Linked DNA regions of Homo sapiens: regions 2 and 3 are each linked to region 1. The links are chromatin loops, found by intact Hi-C in ENCODE. Cell type or tissue: heart left ventricle. All regions are shown on one strand.

Region 1 (8,000 bases):
AGTTAAGTTCCTATGGCATATTTCTGGTCACAACAACATCACCAAGTTTCTATATAAACACTCAAAACCCTTATAATACTAAAAATTGAAGTAAATAAAATAATTTGTATTCATTTATTTATCCATTTTCCAACCCTCTGATTCCAGGTCAGGGTCTTGGGTGGCCAGAGCCTGTCCTGGTGGCTCAGGGTGTGAGGGAGGAACGAACCCTGGACAACATGCCATTCAGTTGCAGGGTGCAGTCACATGCATACTCACACTCACTCAGACTGGGGTCATTTAGACATGCCAGTTAATCTAAAGTACACAACTTTGGGATGTGGAAGGAAACCAAAGTCCCAAGAGAAAACCCACCCAGGCCTGGGGAGAATAGGGAAACTCCACATTGACAGTGGCCCAGCCAGGATTTTCTTTTTTTCCTCATCAACATTATAACAAAACAATGTTGAACAAAATGATATCATATGAGGACCTGCTGTGTACAATTTGCAATTTGCTGCATTTTTTTGTGGCTAAGAATATGTGATAACTACTTTATGAAATACCATATCATTTCTCTTTATTATTAGTTCATAAATGAGCAAATAATTCTTATTCTTTAAATTCATCAAATAGTGTATCCAACAGAGTCCCTAGCAAGAACAAATGGCACACTCAAAAAGGGTGGCAGAAGAGAGTTTAGTAAAATCATTTACAAAAGTGTAAGCAGGGTTAAGGGAAACCGTCAGTAGTCAGTAAAGCACCCCAGGGTTGGCAAAAGTGGGAAGCCGTTACTGGTTCTGGCTGAAGGGGAAAGAGAGGGAACAGTTCCTAGAATATAGTGAGACCTGCAGCTGCAGAGAGAGTCATTCACTGGAAGCTGTGTTTTCAAATAAAATTATGTAGTCATCGCTAAGCTATGGCCCCTTCAGGGAGAGAGCTGGGGGAACAAAGACCTGAAGCTCTCTTTCCTCTTACCTTTCAAGTTCCCACTAGAACCCTTCACTGGCTGGACCCAACCAGAAGCCAGGGGGCAAGGAAGCAGTCCATAGAGTATCAGCTCCCTGAGCCCAGAACAGAGTAGAGAACAATGGAGAGTGAATCTGGAGGGACAAATCAAAAATATCTAGCACCAATAGTTTTCTGTTAGCTTTGCTTCTTCCCTCCACATTTGGTTAGCTCACTGGCCATTACCAGGGAGTTCTAATACCAAAATGTCCATAGTAGACAGCACTGCCTACACAAATAGAATTTGCAGCACTGCCTACACAAATAGAGCATTCAATGCTCTTCTAGGCTTACAGACAAGAAAGGAGTTGTAAGCACAGTAACTGGGAAGCTCTAATGATGCAAACATGATAGGGTGCACCACCACAACTAGTACTAACCTTTTTGTTTTGTTTTTTTTTTTTGCTTTGTTTTTTTGAGATAGTCTTGCTCTGTCACTCAAGCTGGAGTGCAGTGGTGCTATTATGGTTCACTGCAACCTCGACTTCCCAGGTTCACATGATCCTCCTGCCTCAGCCTCCACTGTAGCTGGGAACACAGGTGTGCACCACGAGGCCTGGCTTTTTTTTGTTTTTTTTAAAGTTTTTTTGTAGAGGCGCAGTCTCACTTTGTTGTCCAGGCTGGTCTCAAACTCCTTAGTTCAAACCATCCTCCCACCTCAGCCTGTCAAACCGCTGGGATTAAAGGTGTGAGTCGCCATGCCCATCCTGGTATTTTAATCTTTAAAGCATGATTTTGGAGCCAGATAATTTTTGGGATTGGATCCTTACTTCTGATCTTTGCTAGCCATATGAACTTGGGCTATCCAATATGGTAGCCACTAACCACATGTGGTTATTTAAATTTGTATTTATATAAACTAAAAGTAAATAAAAATTCACTTCATTTGCTCTTCCTACAAGTCAGGAGCTCAATAACTTACGTGGCTAAGTGGTTACCATATTGGGCAGTACAGATATAGAACTGTTCCAGCATTGTAGAGAGTTTTATTGGACAGTGCTGGGCTTAATGCTTAAACTCTCTGAACTCATCATACAATAGCACTTAACTGGTGAGCTTATCTGAGGATTGAATAACTTACTATACATAAAGTTCTTAGCAAACTGCAGGTCACAGAGTAGGTGCTCAGTAAATGGTAGCCATAGAACTGACAACAGTAACAACAAAAGCAGCAACATAATTGTGACATATCATATCCCTGGGGATACTTTCAGCAATATTCTTACACAAGGCTTTCTGCCAAAGCTGTGGAGGCTTCCAGGCTTCAGCAATAATCACACAGCTGTTGCTGATGAGAACTCTGTGTCACTGAGCTCAGAGGCTCCTCATTATGAAAGCTCCTTGGCATTGCAGAGAACTGACTAGCAGGCCTCCATCTTGCAAGTGTGGTCCTGCACGTCTCTTGAAAACACTGCTCCAGGCCGGGCGCAGTGGCTCACACTTGTAATCCCAGCACTTTGGGAGGCTGAGGCAGATGGATCACCTGAGGTCAGAAGTTCAAAACCAGCCTGGCTAAAATGGCGAAACCCCATCTCTACTGAAAATACAAAAATTAGCCAGGCATGGTGGCACACGCCTGTGCTCTCAGCTACTTGGGAGGCTGAGGCAGGAGAATCGCATGAACTTGGGAGGTGGAGGTTGCAGTGAGCTTACATCACGCCACTGCACCCAAGCCTGGGCAACAGAGTGAGGGTCTATCTCAAAAAAAGAAAAAAAGAAAGAAAAACACTGCTCTGTCCCAAGACATTTTTCCATAATCTTTTGAATATGATACGATTCCTGTTTTTTTCTGGTGGCTTGAAATGGCATGCTCTGTCAACATATTCTTTTCACAGAAGCTGATTTTGTTTCATTTTTCTTTGTGTCTGCAAACAGAATATGGTTTTAATCTCCCACAGGACTTGTAATTATCATCTTAAGCTTCTAAGTAACCATACTATTGCATCTCTATATCATGTCAAGTAACCAGTTTGATTCATGTTTTAATGGAAATTGTTTAGTTATCATGTAGTCAAATTTACAGAATATATTAGTGATTTGGGGACATAGGTTTTAGAATCTCTAGAATGAATCCCCTATTCCTTAAGTGGAATGAGAAAACCATTGGTCAGCCACCAAATATAACTCATTTCTTCCACTTTTCTCTATTTCCATTATTCCATCTCCATATTCCAAATCACCATTATTTTTCTTCTCATAATCAATTTTCCACCCTGCTTAAAACATCCAATGCCTTCCTGATGCTCTTAGAAAAGAATCCAAATGCCTGTCCATGAGCTTTTATTTTCTTCAGAGAACTTACGTCTAGCTGTAATTATTTATCTGCTCTCCTGTTTATTTTCAGTTTCCCCTCCTGCCACTGTTCCTGCAGATTTCAGCTCCATGGGAGCAGGAATCTTGTTTCCTCACTGAACATTATGTTCTCAGCTCCTGGAAAAGTGCCTGTTACAGAGCAGAAGCTTTCAAAAGGCTTCAAGGCCATCTTCAGGCAGGATGTAAAGAGTAAGCTGCAAGCTTTTAATTTACAACCTAGTACCATGTTTACTGCATTCCGATGTTTTTCTCCCAAAGCCCAATAAATGGTTTTTAACTTTGTTATGTTTGTGCCATAACCACTCCGAGTGGTCTAGTGAATCCTATGAATTCCTTTTCTAAATAATGTTTAAATGCATAAAATTTTGTAAAAACAGGATGACAAAAGAAGGCAACTGCTCAGGTACAGCTATCAAAATACTTAAAAATTTCAGAGCTTCTTTATCACTGTGTTGAAGAACAAGCTCTAGCGGAGGGCCTAAAACCACTGTTATTTTCAGACTACAGCAGTTCATAAACAATATTTTGAGATGTCTGTAACAATTGTAATAAGATATAAATAAATCTGTGATTTCTGCTGGTGACAAAGTCACAGGTACAGCTGCCACTTCTGGGGCTTGTTGCCTTTCTTCTTAGTTAAAGAAACTGACAAATTTCAATTAGAGGTTAATAAAAATGCAGATGTAATTTTTTTTTCATCCACATTGATAGATCTCTTGGATTCTATGCATAGACCTTGGTGGTTCCCTGGGTCTCAGGTGAAGGGACTTGAACTGAATGTGAGAGAATGTGTGTTCAGGTGTGCATTTCTGTGCATCGTGGCTATAAGCGCATTCTCAGCCATGGTGCTCACCTTGGATATTGTCTGCCACCTCAAAAATGATCCAAGACCTTTTTTAGTTACTGGTGTCATTTATTCATTTGTATTTCAAATACTGGGAAAGAAACACAAAAAAAGCTCACTTATGATTCCATCATTAAAAAAATATATAAACCAGGTGAGAATCACCTCTTTCTAACCACCTTACCTCCTAAAGATCATCACTGTTAAGAACTGATGAATATAATGCATGATTTAAAAAGCAAAATAGATGTGTGTGAATGTGTGTGTGTGTGCACCCGCGCATCAAACATATATCTACAAGAATGAAGTGATATTGAACAAATTCATTTACTCTTGGCTTTTTGTCACTTAATATATGTTAGACTTGTTTCCAGATTACATTTTATTTTTTTAATGACTGCTTGATATTCTTTTGTATGATGCACCACAATTTATTGATATTTTCTAGTAAGTGCTTTTATTTGCCACCACACATAATGCTACAATGAGCATCCTGTATGCATGCTTTTCTGTATCCTTGCTAGTATTGTACAAAATAGATTCCTAGATGTGGAATAGTTAGGTCAAGGAGTATGTTTACTTAAGATTTTAATATAGATTACAAATTACTGAAACAAAAAGGTATTTAATTTACATTTCAATAAGAATATCTATTTCCTAACTCTCCTACCAAAACTGGAGATATATACAATTATCCACCCATCAAATTGGCTAATACATATTTTAAAAATATATAACATATATATTTAAAATATAGTATATTTAAATCTATTTGCCACTATATAACATACATTTATATTTTATATATTAACTATATAAATATTTAATTATAATTATAAATATTTAAATTTAGTATATATTCATATTTTATATATTAAGAATCAAATATATGTAAATACATATTCCCTTTTTTTTTTTTTTTTGAGATGGAGTCTTACATTGTCACCCAGGCAGGAGTCCAGTGGTGTGATCTCAGCTCACTGCAACCTCCACCTTTCAGGTTCAAGCAATTCTCCTGCGTCAGCCTGCTGAGCAGGCTGAGTAGCTAGGGTTACAGGTGCCTGCCACCACACCCGGCTAATTTTTGTATTTCTAGTAGAGATGGGGTTTCACCATCTTGGCCAGGCTAGTCTTGAACTCCTGACCTTATGATCCACTCGCCTCGGCCTCCCAAAGTGCTGGGATTACAGGCGTGAGCCACTGTGCCCGGCCATATTTGCCAGGTTGATGGGTGAAACTGTTAGCTTACTACTTGAATTAATTTACTTTCCCCTGATAACTAGTGAAATTGGTAATTTCTTCATTACTTTATTGATCATTTATATTTCCTTTTCTGAGAATTGCCTCTGAATTTATAGTATTCATTAGTATTTATACCTGATATTAATCTTTAACATATTAATTAGTATATGTTATTTTTATATAGAAGATGACAACCCTTTATCAGTAGAGGATGTTACAAGCACTTTTTCCTAGTCTGTCTTTCTCCTTCGTGTGTGTGTGTGTGTGTGTGTGTGTGTGTGTTTTCAAAAACAGGTGGTCTCAATTATCCAAGGAGAACTGATACAAGAATTCTATTTTAAGTAAGTCTGCTTTTAAAATGGACCAAAATGTCATAATAAATCTATTTTTCAATGCATTTACTCTTTACCTTGTAAAATAAAATGGAAAACAAGGAATTAAGTTGATTTTGTCTTATATTAAGTTTAATTCTAAAACTTAGTTAATTGTTAAAACATGCAAATGCAACTATTTTAGTTTGACAATGAATAAGATATAGATCAAATTTGTATTGCAGCACTTTAAAAAGACTGACACAATATAAATGCTTTCCCAGTATAATCATTGCTACATGTTTTGCAATAATATGAGAGGGCTTTATTCTTTTGTCTAAGGTCCCGTATAGCAGTTGTTAACTGTCTGATCATTTGTTGGTGACTTTGTCAATGATAAAAACAATTCTCCACGATCACTGCTATCAACTTGGTGACATCCTGAGATATTTATGAGAATTGTAACCTCACAAGTAAAACTTATATGAAATTTAAATTGCATTGTTTATTCACTATTTCCAACATTAGACCATCATTAATTCATTAACACAATGAGTTAAAATAGGTATTAATCACAGAAGTAGAGGGCTTAATATTTATTAGTGAGCATTTTTATATTATGACCACTTAGACTTCTGCTGAAACTAAAGGATCTTCAGTAATGAATATTCGGAAAACTGCAACCCTTAGAGTAAAATCTATTCTTTTATAATTTTTTTTCCCATTGTGTCTTCTGGTGTCCCTGCCATGCTTAGTTTTTTTCCAGCCTGGTGATAATATTTTCATATTTATTTTTTCCAATAGTTTTATTGTTCTGCTCTTTATAATTAGATATTTACTTAATCTGGGATTAATCCGTGAAATATATTAGGTTGGTGCAAAAGTTTTTGTGGTTTTTGCCATCACTTCAATGGCAAAAATCGTAATTACTTTTGCACCAACTAATAGTTCTCTAATCTTGTTAGAGGATTTTTATTAGAAGACTTTTGTTTGTTCATCCAAAGAATAACTTATATTACCAACATGCCTCAGTCCTTTGGATTTTATAGACCAGCAAAGTTTAAGTACTTGTAGAGCTGACATACAGTTGTCAGTCTTTAATTTATCCACCTAGGGGCTTCAAAACGAAAATATTTCCATCTACTAACCCCATCATTTTACACAAATGACACCAAAAAGTAAAATCTTAGAATAAAACAATTCAGATTTATTAAAACTTCACTGTTTTAATCTTATCTCTCCTCTTTCACGGTAGATGGGTGAGAATCTGATCACAGAGCCAAACTAGTGTGGGGGCCAGTATTTGGGATCAGCTGCTTTAAATAATAACCAAACTCTCCCATGTCAATTAAATGCACACTCACTCATCCATAGCCAGGGAGTCCATTTCAACCCCTGCATCTTAGAGCAGAGAGATCCCCAACCAGAGTGGAGCGTCTGTTCTTATACATGGTAATGGCAATACTCCATCTTCTTTCACGTTGTAAAGATTCTGAAGCTCTTGAGCATGGTCACTTAACTGGAAGAAATGAAAAGCTGAAATGGATAGGACTTGCCAAGAATCACGAAGACACTTTCAATAGAAAGCACCTAACACTGAGCACAGTTCACAAAACCCAATTATGAACAATTGGTTGTGCTGAATGAGGTCAGTTGCACCATGATCTGATGAGATGAGTAGGTCATTAGATTGTCTAGTTGCTCAAATAAAGGCATCGGGTGAAAAGTTGCCATAAGAATCAGGTATTCTTAGTATTTATTGTTGTGCATATATTGTTGGATGACACATTGTTGAAAATTTGTATTTGGTGGTTTGTTTTTCTGTTCCTCCATTCACATTTACATAAATTATTTCACCCATACCCAGGAAGATTACATTAATACCATAATGAGATTTGAATGTCAGTGGACGTGTTCCTTTGTTTATCCCTGTGTCTGGCTGTGTAAGCTACTTATTTATATGGTAGTTCTCAATAGCACTTGTACTGCTATCATTTCATTCATCTCAAGTTCTGTGTTATCCAAATAAAAATGAATCTCCACAGGCATCAGTTTGGGATTGTTGCCTTTGAAATATAATAGTAAACGGGCTGTCTCAGCATCTGTGGAGCTTAGCTCATTCCATCACTTTCCAGAATTATAATTCCCCGATTGGAGTCTCAGAAATGTAGTGATGGGAGAAAACGGCTATGAGAAAAGAGACAACTGATCAGAGAATTCAGAGTGCTAGAAGATGAATTTTTATGTCTTTGCACTTTTTCTTTTCTCTGGACAGGTGTATTTTGCAGAAAAGTCATGTTTTT
Region 2 (8,000 bases), 430 kb before region 1:
ACAACATAAGATTACAACTAAAAGAACTAGAGAACCAAGAGCAAACAAATCCCAAAGCTAGAAGACAAGAACTAACCCAAATCAGAGCTGAACCAAAGGAAATGTAGACATAAAAAAAAAAAAAAATTCAAAAGGTCAACAAATCCAGAAGCTGGCTTTTTGAAAAAAATTAATAAAATAGATACACCACTAGCTAGACAAATAAGTAAGAAAAGAGAGAAGATTCAAGTAAACACAATCAGAAATGATAACAAGGATATCACCACTGACCGCACAGAAATACATACAACTGTCAGAGAACACTAAAGATACCTCTATGCACATAAACCAGAAAATCTAGAAGAAATGGACACATACACTCTCCCAAGACTGAACTAGAGGAAGTTGAATCCCTGAATAGGCCAGTAATAACAAGTTCTGAAATTGAGGCAGTTAATAAATAGCCTACCAACCAAAAAAAAAAAAAAGCCCAGGACAGACAAGGCAGATTCACAACTGAATTCTACCAGAGGTACAAAGAAGAGTCGATGTCATTTCCTACTGAAATTATTCCAAAAAATTGAAAAGGAGGGAATCCTTCCTAACTCATTCTATGAGGCCAGCATCACCCTGATACCAAAACCTGGCAGACATACAACAGAAAAATAAAACTTCAGGCCAATATCCTTGATGAAGATCAATGCAAAAATCCTCAACAAAATACTGGCAAACTAAATCCAGCAGCACATCAAAAAGCTTATTCACCAGGATCAAGTAGGCTTCATCCCCAAGATGCAAATTTGGTTCAACATACACAAATCAGTAAATGTGATTCATCACGTAAACTGAACTAAAGACAAAAACCACATGATTATCTCCATAGATTCAGAAAAGACCTTCAATGAAATCCAACATCCCTTCATGTTAAAAACTCTCAGTAAACCAGGTATTGAAGGAATATACTTCAAAATAATAAGAACTGTATATGGCAAACCCACAGCCAACATCATATTGAATAGGCAAAAGCTGGAAGCATTTCCCTTGAAAACCAGCATAAGACAAGGAAGCCTTCTCTCACCACTGCTATTCAACATAGTATTGGAAGTTCTGGTCAGGGCAATCAGGGAGAAGAAAGAAATAAAGTGTATTCAAATAGGAAGAGAGGAAGTCAAACAATCTTTGTTTGCAGGTGACATGATCCTATATCTAGAGAACCCCATAATTTCAGCCCAAAAGCTTCTTAAGCTAATAAACAACTTCAGCAAAGTCTCAGGATACTAAATCAATGTGCAAAAATCACCAGCATTCCTACATACTAATAACAGGCAAGCCGAGAGCCACATCATGAATGAACTCCCATTCACAATTGCCACAAAAAGAATAAAATACCTAGGAATAGAGCTAACAAGGGAAGTGAAGGACCCCTTCAAGGTGAACTACAAACCACTGCTCAAAGAAATCAGAGATGACAAAAACAAATGACAAAACATTCCATGCTCATGGATAGGAAGAATTAATATCATGAAAATGGCCATAGTGCCCAAAGCAATTTATAGATTCAATGCTAATCCCATTAAACCACCATTGACATTCTTTACAGAATTAGAAAAAAAAAACTCTTTTAAAATTTATATGGAACCAAAAAAGAGCCTGTATAGCCAAAACAATCCTAAGCAAAAAGAACACAGCTGCAGGCATCACACTACTTGACTTCAAACTATGCTACAGGGTTACAGTAACCAAAACAGCATGGTACTGGTACAAAAACAGACACATAGACAAATGGAACAGAATAGAGAACTCAGAAATAAGACTGCACACCTACAAGCATCTTATCTTCAACAAACCTGACAAAAACAAGCAATGAGGAAAGGATTCCCTATTTAATACATGGTGCTGGGATAACTGGCTAACCATATGCAGAAAATTGAAACTGGACCCCCTCCTTATACCATGTACAAAAATCAACTTGGGATGTATTAAAGGCTTAAATGTAAAACCCAAAACTATAAAAACCCTAGAAGAAAACCTGTGCAATACCATTCAGGACACAGGCATGGGCAAAGATTTTATGATGAAGATGCCAAAAGCAATTGCAACAAAAGCAAAAATTGGAAAATGGAATCTAATCAAACTAAAGAGCTTCTGCACAGTAATAAAAAAAATCATCATCAGAGTAAACAGAAAACCTACAGAATGGGCAAAAATTTTTGCAATCTGTCCATCTGAGAAAGGTCTAATATCCAGTGTCTATAAGGAACACTTAAATTAACAAGCAGTAAACAAACAACCCCATTAAAAAGTGGGCAAAGGACATGAACAGACATTTCTCAAAAGAAAACATACATGCAGTCAACAAACATGAAAAAAGCTCAACATTACTAATTATTAAAGAAATGCAAATCAAAACCACAGTGAGATACCATCTCACACCAGTCAGATGACTATTATTTAAAAGTCAAAAACAACAGATGGTAGCGAGGTTGTGGAGAGAAAGGAACACTTTGACACTGTTGGTGGGAGTGTAAATTAGTTCAACCATTGTGGAAGACAATGTGACTATTCCTCAAGACATATGGGCAGAAATACCATTTGACCCAGCAATCCCATTACTGGTTATATACCCAAAGGAATATAAATCTATTATAAAGACACATGCACACAGATATTCATTGCAGCACTATTCACAATAGCAAAGACATGGAATCAACCTAAATGCCCATAAATGATAGACTGGATTTAAAAAAATGTGGTATGTATACACCATGGAACACTATGCAGCCATAAACAGGAACAAGATCATGTCGTTTTCAGGGACATAGTTGGAGCTGGATGCCATTATCCTTAACAAACTAAAGCAGGAACAAAAAATAAAATACTGCATGTTCTCACTTGTAAGTGGGAGCTGAATGATGAAAACACATGGACACATGGAGGGTAACACACTCTGGGGCCTGTCAGAGGGTAGTGGGTGGGAGGATGGAGAGCATCCAGAAGAATAGCAAATGGATGCTGGGCTTAATACCTTGGTGATGGGATAATCTATGCAGCAAACTACCATGGCACATGTTTACCTTGTAACAAACCTGCACATCCTGCACACGTACCCCTGAACTTAAAAGTTGAAAAAAAATCTTAAAAAAGTAGAAACTCTTTTGTGCCTTGCTGTTTCACTACCCTGGGACTAAAGAAAGTGAAACTGTAGGCTTCTGTGATCCGACTTGCCTCTAGGACAGTGGTTCTTGACCTGAGCACCATAACAGTCCAACTTGGAGATGTGCAGAAAGTAAAACCATACAGCTGAGTAGGGGAGAGCCCAAGCTAAGAAGGCAAACCCCAATTTTATCTCGTAATGGCTGTTTTCCTTTGAGCAAATTTCCTGGGCTTTGGGTGAAAAATGAAAATAATAACAATGCTTCTCTCATAGCACTATTGTAACAATTAAATGAGATCATAAACACAAAGCACCTAACTCAGCCAATATAACTCCCACTGTTAATTTGTACTCAAAATCAGTAAAGAACCCAGGTTGCAAATATGTGTGTGTGCACTCATATATAATTGATTTATTTTAGACACATTATCCCTATGGCAGCATGACTGTTACTTTTCTGCTATGGTCCAAATAACTACTTCATAATTCATTTATTTTGTCAACTTTAATTTTTTTCAAAGTGGACCACTTTTCTCTAAGCTTGTCATCTACAAATTATGGGTGCTTTTAAGACAGATTACACATGTTTTTTTCTATTCTTAGCTCCTCTTGTCATCTGCACTCCAATGTGTAGTAGAATAGATTGTCTATTGTAGGCTTTCTGTAAAATATTTTCAAATGAATAAATAGCTACAAATTTAAATTTTGAAAAAAATGTAATGAAAATTTTTTATCAAAAGATAAAATGTGTTCATTTGTCTCCAAATATTTTAAGTTGAGCATACCTTAACTGAAATATCTATGTCACATTTTCCTTCTTAGGGAGCAATTGATGAGAGAGTTTCTATTTCATAAAATTGTTTAACAGTCAGGAGGATGCTGAAGGACTGACAGCTCACTTATTATGATTTCCTATTTTTTAAAATAGGAAACTAAAATCCAAATTGACCTAGAGAGTTGGCTTACCAAAGACTCAAGTCATGTTCATCAGGTTTCTGTACCAGGCTGCATTTAATCAAAATCTCTTGCTAGCTACAGAGCTACAGCCAAGATCATGGTTAATCTAACAGCTTCTAATGGATTTAAGAGTATTTGTGTTTATTGAGAAAGAAGTACATTAGCATTCACTCCATCATACCCTCTCAAAATCTCTTCCCCTCCTTTCAAAAGTACACACACACACACACACACACTTTTTACACGCTCAGCTAAGAGCCGCTTGTAAAATCCATCTGGCCACCAGGGGGCCACCAAGAGAATGAAAAACCAGAACAAACTCCTGCCTAAGAGATCCCCCTTATTTTGTCAAGAAAACAATTGTGTGGATTACTAGAATATAAAAAATATTGTCTTCCAGAAACTGGAATCTTTGTTTAAATGACAGCACTATAGCTGCTTAATGTCATTCTGCCGGTAAAATATAGTGTAGCCCACGAATTTAGATTCAATACATTTTCATTCACTAACTGAATTCAAATCGTCATTTTCTTTCAACAGTAACTGGATATTCTACAATTTTAAGAAATTACTATTCATTTTTATTAGATAAATTGTACTGGGGATAGTTTTTTTAAAGTTCTTAGCTTTTAGAAATATATTTTAACTATTTATTTATTCATAGGTTTGTGGCCTAGGAGCAATAAGCTATACCATATAGTCTAGGTGTGTAGTAGATAGACCATGTAGGTTTGTGTAAGTACAATCTGTGTTGTTCACCCAATGATGAAATCACCTAACAACACATTTCTCGGAACATATCCTTGTCATTAACATATCACCTTATGACTGCATTATAAGAATTTGGGGACATTAAAAATTATATAGAAATGAATGTATGTACACATAGCTACACTTATTTCCCCCAAGGTAGAATATTGTCGTGTTGGACCACTGCTGAAATAAGTGCTTTACATGCAAACTACAGGCAGATTCCTTCTTTCCTCCAAGTGCATCTGTGCCTTAAGGACTTCGAGTAGTGACTGTCAAACAGTATCCTGCCTCAGGGGATATCTGGCAATGTTTGGCAACATATTTGGTTGCTACAACTTGGAAGGAGGGTGCTGTTGGCATCTAGTGGGTAGAGGCCAGGGGTACTGCTAAACAATGTGCAGCACAACCTCCAAACACAGAATTATCCTGCTCAAATTATCAGTAGTACCAAGGTTGAGGAAGCCTGTCTTAGAGTCACATTATCTTAGATCTGGAAGGAGCCTTAGTTCCATACAATACCTTCATACTTGAGATCAGAAGGCAAGAAAGGTTTCTTTTTTTTTTTTCTCAATAAGTATAGAGTCCAACATTTCTGATACTGAATTAGGCCTGAGTCCCTGAAAATCCTGTTAAAAATAGCTCAAGGTAAATGTGTTTTCGTCAGATTTATATTTTGTGGTATATAGTGCTCTCAACTGAGAAGATTCCAAACTCAAAGATACCAGTGTGGTTAATTTTGGCCTCTCCCTTGTACAAAGTAAGTGCTCAGGAAAGTTGTTGAATCAAATCCAGGTAGTACTCACTACAATAAGAAACTTGATTTTTTTCCTCCAACAATTTGGATCAAAATTCATTGTCCGAATTTGATATGTTGAAAGAGATTGTTTTGGGGGGAAGATTTATGAATGTTCATGGTCATCTTTAAACATGGGAAATCAATTTAAAGATCCATTTTCAGCACTTTTAAGTTGTCTTCTCCCAGTATCATTCAAATCACATGGAGTCTCCATAGAGTTATAGAGTGGGATGGAGATAGCAAGGCTAACCTACATTAGGTAATGTTAAAGAAATAAACATATCTAAACATACCAACATGATAACATAACAAGGACATATAATTTCAATATATTAGTGATTTATATAGGCACTTCAAATGGTCTTGAAATAGAAAATCAAGCCCAAAACATCCCCAGTAGATGTATGGATCTGAGCATAGAAGTTCTAACAACTATCCACATCACAAAAACAGAGGTGACCGGCCATTACATGCCCCTTGTTGGAGGAACACATCACTTCCTTTGTATTTCTCCCCATCTCCCCAAAAAGAACTGGAACATTATCAAGCTATGTAACTACCGATTTACAAGAAACCCAGACTACAGGACGTTCTGTGGATCAAATGACCTATGTTCTACAACTAACAAATTGCAAAAAAGTTTGCAAAGAAATGAAGATGAGGAAGGATGTTTAGATGAAAGAGACTTAAATGACACATTAATCAAAAGCAGAGCCAGGCATGTAGCTCAAGCTTGTAATCCCAGTGACTCAGAAGGCTGAGGTGGGAGGATCACTTGAGGCCATGAGTTGGAGACCAGCTTGGGCAACATAGCAAGAACCGCCCCCCACATACTCTAAAATAAATAAATGAAAGCAGGCAAAACTAATCTTTAATGTTTAAAGGTGCACATTTGGGTGATAAAACTGTAAAGAAATGAAAGAAAATGATTAAAGTACAAAATAATAATGTCTTTTATGAAGGAAAAAGAGTGCCTTGATTGAGATAGGATACCTGAAGGATCGCTTGGTTCACAATCAAAAGTCTCTCTCTTCATCAGAGAGATATAGATGTTTAATAATTCACTAAGCTCACACTTTTTTTGCAGTTTCCTGTATATTTTATAATAAATGATACTCTAAATTTTACAATAAATATTTTATTAAAATTATATTTTATTATAAATAACTGTTTTACAAAAGCAAATGACTTCTGGTCTAACATTTACTCACATATCCCAGGTGATCTCACAGACTTGAGGGAATCACATACAAAAGTTCTACACAGTGCCCGCAGTGCCACAGAGTGGGCATTGCCCACCAATATTGGCATGATATAAGCAGAGTTTGAGTTAAATGTTCTTAAACCATACTTTTAACACAAACTTTTTCCTCATATTTGCAGTCTCTTAGTACTTTAACTGACACCAGCTGGGAAAAAAAATGACTTTCTAATATAAAAGGTAGTAGGTGTTCCCATAATTGTAGTGCTTAATTACTATTTCTACAACAGTTTACTACTATTGAAAACTCATATCTCTAATCCATCATGTATAATGATAAGTACGCATGTTTAGCAAAATTACATTAGCATTTCATTAAATATACAGAGTAAAATGGGTGACATTTCAAAAGCCCTAATGACTTGTCGTTTGCTGAAATTGTTGAAGCCAGCAACCCTGATCGCTTTGCTCATTTGTAGCCCAGTCTCGACTATCCATGGGTAGATTATCCATAGGAGACATTACATCAAAATTCACATTAACAGTCATCCTTTTGGTCTACAGATGTGAGTCCAGAAGGACACTTTAGAAAACATTTGTTCCGGTGCCTAATTTCACAGATGAGGACAGCAAAACTTGGAGAGGTTAAATGACTTGCCCAACGTCAATCACCTGATAAATGGTAAAATGATGGAACTAGAACCCAGGTTTGTTTAATGCCAGGACAGCATTTTTTCCATCAGCACCATTTGATCATTTGAATAATATATATACTTTATTATTTTTCAAGTCTTATAGAATTTAACCTGTTTCTAGGAAGTTTACCACACGTGTTACTTGTGATCCAGAAATAACTACCACCACCACTACTATGTAGAGAAACCTTGTGTTTGTGCTTCAGTGTAAAAATACACAGTCTCTAGCACAGCTCTCTCCCATTTTAAAGCTTTGATTCTATGGAATTTATTTTGCAATTCTATAAGTTGTAGATAACTGATAGCAGTGCAAAAATAAGTCTTGTCTCTAGACATTTAAGTTCTCTACAGTGGCCGTTCAATTGTTTCCCCATCTCCACTATGGAAGAAATCAGTTTTGCCTCCATTTTTACATCCATGTTAATATTCCAAATCTATAAATGTGTCTATTCTTAGGATTCTCTT
Region 3 (8,000 bases), 860 kb before region 1:
GAGATTCTCTATGGGACCATAAATTAATCAGATTGAAAAGATGGCAACCCAGAAACACAATAAATTGTTCTATGGCATAGTAAGGCACCCTCCACATTCTTATTTTCAATGGCACAATAAGACACATACACACACACCTGACAAAGAATGAATAATTTTGGAAAAAGCTGCCATGTTTTCAGTTTAATCTAAAGACAGAGAGAGAAAGAGGAGGAGGAGGAGGATCCTATATTCACTCCTAACTGCAAGTTTGGAAGAGGTATGAGGAATTTGGGAGTGAGGCAAAGAGGCCACAATGTAAGGGAGAATTGAAATACAACTCGAAAGCCTGGCATCCATGAGGTGAGAGGAGAGCAGGAGATGCCAGAGTTACCCATTACTGACTTGGCTTACTTTACAGAACACAGGAAACTGTTGCTTCTAAGAAAATATCTATTTCATCATAAAAGAATTACAGCTCTTTTGTACATATGAATTTAGCCTGTTTTAATTTTGCCTGGCATTTTGGCTTTGCAAATCTTTAGGTATGAGTGCTAAAGTGTTATTCCAACCATTTCACTCTTTCCCAGTGAATGTTAGAACAATCACCTTTCGGTTAATAAACATGCAGTTTTTTACAACTACTATCACAAGTAACAGTTTAGTGTGTAGAAAGAATCAATGGTAAATTTTGGTGTTTCCAGTAGCTCAATATCTCATTTATCCTTTAGGTATCTGGCAAGCTGTCTTTCCCTTTTCTGGTCACCACTCCTCTGGGGATGTAGCCAAGTACAAAATTGCACATTTCTCCTCCCACAAGTGTCTCAGCTCCCACAGAAAACAAAATCTACATCAAGCATGTTTAAGATGATCTACATGTGAAGTAGAAAGGTTAACACACAAGAGGAGTAACAGACTCATTTATTTATTTATTTTTACCTTCAAGGAGTTTAAATACAAACACAGAGAGAAAACTGAAAATAAGCATGATTCTAGAATTTGTATTATTGTTATATATATATTTTTTAAGTAGATAAGCATAAAACTAAGGAATTGCTCAGATGACCAAGTCTGGAGCAAAAACATCTGACACAGGAAAGTGAGAAAATAAAATGGGGGCCTTGAGTAGAAAAATTTCAATGGGTTAATTTCTGCTGGCGTTCAACATGTTATGCCATAGCAAACAAATAAGAATCATGCTGGGTCTCAATTTATCAGATTCCTTTAATTTACTAAGACTGCATATTAAACTAAATTGTTAGCAGCTGGTTGACTACCTCAACCTAACTCAACTCCTGGGAGCAATTACAGAGCTTCTCAAAATCTGTCCCTGTGTGCATCAAATTGATGTTGGAAAGAAAAAGATACCTCTTTCTAAAGTACTTTATTTCAGCCTTTCAAATTCACCTTCTGAAACCTAGGTGACATTCCTTCTAAACACTGTATACGGTATTGCTTAAGACAAGGAAAGTTTTCCCCCAAAACTATTTGTGCTCCCTTCACTCTGGTAGAATTTTTGGTAAGTTCTTTGGCCTATGCCCACCATATACTAGGCCGCCCTTGCTCACAGAAGGCCACAGCAAACCCCTTCTGCAAGCCCACGATGGAATCGTAAATCTTTACAACTTATTGAAGTCTTCCAGATTTTTAAATATGCCCATGATCCAGACTTTTTGCTTGCATGTTTAAATGGTTGCCTGATGGCTTGCAACAAGAAGTAGAAAGGCATTTTTCTTAAAATAAGCAAACAACCATGGCAAATGAGGTCATATTCCCAAGCTTGAATAATAAATATTGCTAAAATCTACAACCTGAAACATATTTTAAGAATTAGACATAGATTTGGGTTTTTTCTTTCTTTTTCAGGAAGGGGTCTCCCTTGCTGCCAATAAAAATTGCTTTGTGTTGTAAAATTTGGGTTCAGCTTGTCTCCTCCTTATATAAGCCCAGTTGAATAGACTGCTGAGGGAAAATCAAAGTTTAAGAGCCTGGCTTTTCCCGTTTGGCAACTTTCATTTCCTGATAATATCGGATAATTAACAAATTGTGTGTTTTAATGCCCTGTCTCTTGAAGCGCATTTGGGAAAAATACTTCTTGTGCCCTCTGAGTAATGGCTTAAATGGAAGAACATGCTCAAAAGAATGCTTTTTCTCAATGCATGAAACACACTCAGCATTTATTATTTTAATTGCTACACATCATGTGTATACTCGTTCGTGTAATTATATACATATTTAAAGGGCAAGAGGAAAAGATTATTTTAGGACTCTATAATTCATTATGAGCAAGGCATTGAAAATTTCTAACTCAAGATGAAAATTCATAAAAATTCTTTGGCAAAAACACCTTAGTATTCTCAATACGGTAACTGACTTTTTTTTTTTTGCGTTATGAAATAACTAGATACTACCGTGCGTTGCTTTTGGATAAAAGGGGAATGCTGTTTCTTAGCCTTTCTGTCTCTTTACTAAATGGATAATTCAGGACTGGGAAATGCAGCTCTAAGTTTGTTGTTTACGAAAAACACATGCTAATGTAACAGCGTATGAGGAATTAAAGAGAAAATGTCAAACGCGCCTTGACATCCAAAATGCATTTAGCTGTTGGCTTTTACTACAGGGCCTTTCACTCTCCAGCCGACCCCCTCCAAGACCAAGTGTTTTTGCGTGTTGGGCTAAAAATAGCCAGCCAAGCCTAACAACTAGCTTCTGATTGGCTCAGAGCAAAGGCCACTCAGCCAATAAGAGCTTCTGGGAACAAAAGCAATTCTTTTGTGTGAGATACTCAACCCACGTCAAAACAGCTTCAGGCTGTAGAAATGATTTTGGTTGAGCTTTAACAAGGTAATAATGCATTTCAGCCCTCTGAAAGGTTTGAAGCGGAACAAAGGGAGTAGTGAAATCTACAAAACAAATGGAGCGCTCAAGGCTTTCATGGGATGAATCATCCGGGTGCCTGAGCTACAAACAGTTGCAAGCTCAGAAAAGAAAAAGCGCTAGGATTTTCTTTCTTTCTTCCTGAGATTTTAACTTATTTTTCAAGCGAAAAACAAAACAAAACAAAAACAAAAAACTAACGAAAAGCCATCAAAGGCGTTGTATCTTGACTATGCCCAAATTTGTTATTATGCTTATTTGATGATGAATAAAAAGCAATTCTTCCACGGTTCCCTTAAATCTCACAAAGAGAAAACAAATGTATGTGTAGTAGATAGTAGGTAGTAAAGCTCCCGAAACTTTGGGCTTTCGTTTTTGGGCACCAAAAGCAGCCCATGTTTTCAGAGTAAAGGCAGGTCTTGATTAATGCTGTGATAGTTCTCAAGGTAAGCAAATTACAGCAGCACTTGATTGGAGAAAAGCATTGAAGTTTTGGAGGTTTTGGCCACTTTCAAGGCATTGTGCCTCTAGGGGTCGCTGTTGGACAGCGGACGAACCTCTTCAGGGCATCCTTCCCCCTTTAATAGTCACTAAAAGAAGAAGCTTAGTAGGCGCCTTTCAGGTAGAACAAAAGGGAGTGGGGAGTCAGTGTTTGAGACCCTTGAGCATGGTTTATGGTCATCACTATGGGACAAAGCATCCCATAACAATGCAGATTACTTTATATGGAAATGAAATGCCATAAAGGACAAAATGTTGCTACAGTAACCACTGAAAATGTTACATAACACATAGGAGCTCATAGGCCATTTCATGGCCTTAAACTGGCTTTATTGTATGGAAAATAATTAAAAGATGATGTGGTGCTTTATAGGCTTCCTTTTTAGGAAACAGAAGGACCCACACTTTAACCTCTCACATAGGAAACCTGTATAGGTTACCAAGTCCTGAAGTTGGCAGAGAAATACAGGTCACAAACAGACTGTTCCCATGTTCTCCTCCCAGAAAACTATGGATTCAATGTAACTTTTTCCCTTGAATATAGCTTTTATGATAAACAATTAGTAAATGAATCCTTAATTAAGCTTTATTCCTGGTGTGGCACAACAAGACCTAAGAAAATCAAACATCTCAGTAAAACTGAAACATATTTTTATTATCTGATTGGTTATAATCAAGAAGCAATATTTCTGTAACAGTTACCTGTCTAAGGAAATGCATAATCTGTCATAAAATATTGCATTCATCAATTATTGGCCCCAGCTGCATTTATGAGCCTATAATCTTTTGCCATAAAACATGGATGTTGGGGAGAGGGGCTGTAGAGAGGAGTATCATATTCATTAACCAATACTACAGAAACTAAAAGTGGTAGTAGACCCTTTTTTTTCTATTGCATTCAGTTTATAATAGTTTCCTTTGACAATAATAATTATAATAATAAAAGAAAAAGAAAAATCCACCTAGGAATTGTATTCCTAAACAACGAAATCTCCAGATGACTACGGATATGTAGTTTTCAACATGCAATATCTGGAAAGAATGTGGGTTCTGTTTCTTTGCAGTAATTCTGTGTGTTTTATAGTCTTTGCTTTATCATCCTGGCCTAGAGCCAGTTAAAGAAATTCATCACCAAATGTGCAACAACCCATGAGAGGGAGTCCAGCATTGAGTTTGGAAATAGAATGAGGTGATTGTAGAGGAAGAGGCCGAGGCTGTCAGTGATGTATTTCCCTATCTCCCTGAGCCTGTCAGCTATTGAGTTGCTCAAGTCCCAGCCCTGACACCTAGCTGCCCCTGTGCCACCATCAGGATGCCCAGTGAGAGAAGAAGAGATGGGGAAATGGAAAGAAATCATCCTGTCCCACCTGCCCATGCAGTAAAGAAGACAAGGAAGAATTTGTAGAAGCCAGGGGTGGAGAGTCTTCCCCCAGAGGAGAGAGGCTCATTGGTCATAGGCCCTAGGGCAGTGGAACCACAGCCCTGGTCCTCAGATGAATGTGGGAGAAGGCAGGATGACTCCAGAGTTGAATATTAGATGTCAGGAGCCCGCAGAAGTGAGAGATGGCTACCAGGAGATGGGACCACAGCTGGGTTCGTTCCAAACATGACCAAAGATTCCCACCTGAGACTGGTACACAAGCACTTGAGAACTGCCAGATGTCAAGGGGATCTTCTGGATAGTGAAAAAATCAGAAGTGACCATGTTAGCCAGAACATCAGCTTCTTCCCTATTTTCATGAAGATTTAAGGCTCCCAGTCTCTGGTGCTATTTTGAAAAGGCTAGAGGAATTCTTGGCAATATGGTAGAATTGAGTCTTGGAGTTAAAACTACGTTAGATTAAGATAAATAATACAAAAGCCATTTCTAACATATCTGAGATTTGCATTATACAAAAGACCATAGTTTATATTTTCTAACAACTGTGTTATTTATCACTGCATTCGTTCCTCAGTACAATCCTATAATGGAATTAGGACAGGTGTCCTGATCCATTTATGCCTAGTGTTCCATTATTGGAACGCTAAGCATCTGGGAGTTATTTATATCCTGCTGCTCAAGGTCATCACCAAGATCTGATTGCAAAAATTCAAAAAATTGCAGCTTCAGGCACAAATGGGTTAATTAGCATTAACAAAGCAAGCCCTTCTGACTTTTATGTTATTCTTCACAAAACTCTCTGGGATTTGTCATTATTATATTAAGTAAACATTTTGAAGTTTTGTAAACACTAAGTTGAGGGACTTGGCAAAGATCATTCAGGCTCTGTCTTCTGTGCTGAAACAAAATTGATAATTGAGATACTTTTCTGAGTAATTTTATTATGAAATCCTCCTCTTATCAGAAATACCTGCATCATGTTTCATTGCTAATTTTGGAAACAGAACAACAGACCTTTGAGAGAGCACTGGCTTGGAAACTAGATTTTGAGATTAACTGTTATGTAAGGACTTAGGATTTTGCTAGTTACAGGTGCCAGGGAGAAATTGGTCATAGCTAGGAAGCTAAAAAATGGAAGCCAAGCTATATAAAAGACAAGATCCCGTAGCCATGCACTAGGTAAAGGGTATGGTCATGAGGACTGGAAGCCCAGTAATTCCAAAATTAGGTGGAAGTGATTTTACAAAAAAGTCTATAATTGTGACGGTATGGATAGACAAGAAATCAAGAATCCTGAGTAGCACAGCTAGAACTGGAAATGGTAAGTAGCAAATTTATAAAGTCTAGAAAGTTAGCAGCAAATCTTGGTTATGAATGGCCTAAGTCATATGAAATCCAGATCCTCACAAAGGGAACTGAAGCACCAAAATGGAGGAGGAGTCAATATTGAGGAAATAACTACTTCCTAGGAACCTAGTGTAGAAGTGCAAACAGCTGTGGATTCTCAGTTCTAGATCAGGAATCATAAGTGAGGGGCACTCCTACCATTGTCCTTTCATTCACATTTGTCAGCCACCAGGCATCACCAGTGAAACACAGCACCCTTTTCTGTGACATCTGGAAGCGGCCTTAATATCTTTCTCAATACAGTGACCCAAGAAACCACAGGAAATCAATTGGAATTACAGTTTTGGGTGTATATTAAGCAAACAACTTAATGTAGCCTATAGGAGAATTAGAGTCACAGTTCTATAGAGTAGGGTGACTATACGTCGCACATGTCCCAGAATGTTTTTTGTTTACATCTCTTGTTACAACATAATTAATAGCACCCCATTCACTCTCAAAGGTGTCCCAAGTATGGACTATAAATTATATTGTCCTTCTGTTTATGGGGAAAATAGTCAGACATCCAAGCCCTACTTCTGACTGACCATGTAATCTTAAGGCTATGTAAAACCACTGAATCAAGTTACTGAAGAAAACAGATACCCTGTATATTTGGTACCATGGAGATCACATTTGTTTTATGCATATGCATGATCTGTTTATGGATTATGGGTCTCAAATTCCCTTCTAAGAGAAATGAATACCTACATTCAAAACTAAAAGGGAGTGATCAGTGACATAAAAAATACTCAATGTGTTTTGTGATCCTTGAGATCAGAGGCTATGAAATGAAGTAAAGAATATTTTACTTAATATTGTTATATACATTGCAAGAAACATTACTTCAAGTTTGCTAATGTATTTGTTCTCTCAACAAACAATTACAGAATGCCTGTGATAAAAGAGCAAATGTGTGGGATAGGTACTGCCATTCCCAGTTTCCTACTCCCATAGCCGACATCGCTAATTGATCATGGAACTCTTTCCCTCTCAGAACAGGCTACACATCAGAATCCTTCTCCACAAGTCTTCTTGGCACCCACACCATTAAACAGAACTTATACTTGAGTTGAGCTCAAGTTTCTGTCCATCCCCAGCCCTGCCCTTCTGTCAGGTCCTGTACTAAATGGTAGAAGTACTGAAAAGCAATCAAATTATGATTGCTTTTGAGAGGCCTCTGGTCTACTGGAGGAGACAGACAAGCACATGCTTCATTGCAGGGATAGGACTAGGGGATGCTTGTGCACCAGGTGCCAGTATCATCGTTGTCTGCTGATGATGGACCTATATGCAAAACACTAGAAGGATTTTAGGTGAGCCTTTGTGCAGTCTAATGAAAGCTTGACAGATAAAAGATACTTACGTTGGAATTTGAAGAGCAGTTAAGGATCAGATCAAGAAGTAAGAGAGTCCAAAACAGAAGAAACAGCATACGCACAACCATTGTGAAATAAAGTGAGAGTAAAATCAGGTGGGGCATGGGAGTGGTGGCAGTGGGGGAGGCATGCTGGTGCAGAAAGGCTTGATTTTAGGGATTAATGTGAAATACAAATTAGAGGTATGTCCACATTGAAAGCAAATCAGTAGGAGTAAGACATTCACCAGTTATTTGCCTACGTGTAAAATTGTTTTGATGAAGTATTTTTTTAAAATTAATTAAGCTGTAAAGAATTCATTACATCAACCCCTCCCCTCCCCTCATTTGGCTTAATGTAGCTACAGATGCAGGTTCCAATATTTCTTGTGCAGTCTTTTACTTATTTCTCCTCAAACTCCTTTCTTAAATTAAGGGCAAACAGCCTTGTCTTCCCTGATACATCGGTCAGGTTTTTAGGTTTATTTGTTCTTTTATGTTTCTTATACTACAGCCATA

Evidence for each region. A loop is a pair of places that touch in the nucleus more often than their neighbours do. Peaks named below come from ENCODE experiments on the same cell type or tissue, not always from the same donor. Only the 100,000 strongest peaks of a DNase experiment are listed, where the experiment ranks them.
Region 2: it touches region 1 in a loop (5-fold over the local background); 17 of 110 quality-filtered maps call a loop at or near these places.
Region 3: a loop joins it to region 1, with 6 times the contacts of the local background. A loop is called at or near these places in 6 of 110 quality-filtered maps.

Annotation. Positions count from the first base shown.
Region 1 is chr12:92,240,814-92,248,813 of GRCh38, forward strand. No RefSeq gene overlaps it. Among named protein-coding and RNA genes, the nearest start is that of BTG1-DT, 99 kb to the left of the region's middle. In heart left ventricle, a CTCF peak has its summit at 3,469; no DNase peak of the experiment used is centred here; H3K27ac peaks cover 1,291 bases.
Region 2 is chr12:91,807,522-91,815,521 of GRCh38, forward strand. No RefSeq gene overlaps it. Among named protein-coding and RNA genes, the nearest start is that of LINC02404, 64 kb to the right of the region's middle. In heart left ventricle, a CTCF peak has its summit at 4,375 (motif pointing right); a DNase peak (open chromatin) is centred at 4,380.
Region 3 is chr12:91,378,825-91,386,824 of GRCh38, forward strand. All of the region lies in intron 4 of LOC105369896 (a long non-coding RNA gene), which reads right to left. Among named protein-coding and RNA genes, the nearest start is that of LINC02823, 56 kb to the left of the region's middle. RefSeq lists enhancers at 2,068-2,901, 2,902-3,733. In heart left ventricle, a CTCF peak has its summit at 3,387 (motif pointing right); a DNase peak (open chromatin) is centred at 3,377; H3K4me3 peaks cover 1,131 bases; H3K27ac peaks cover 992 bases.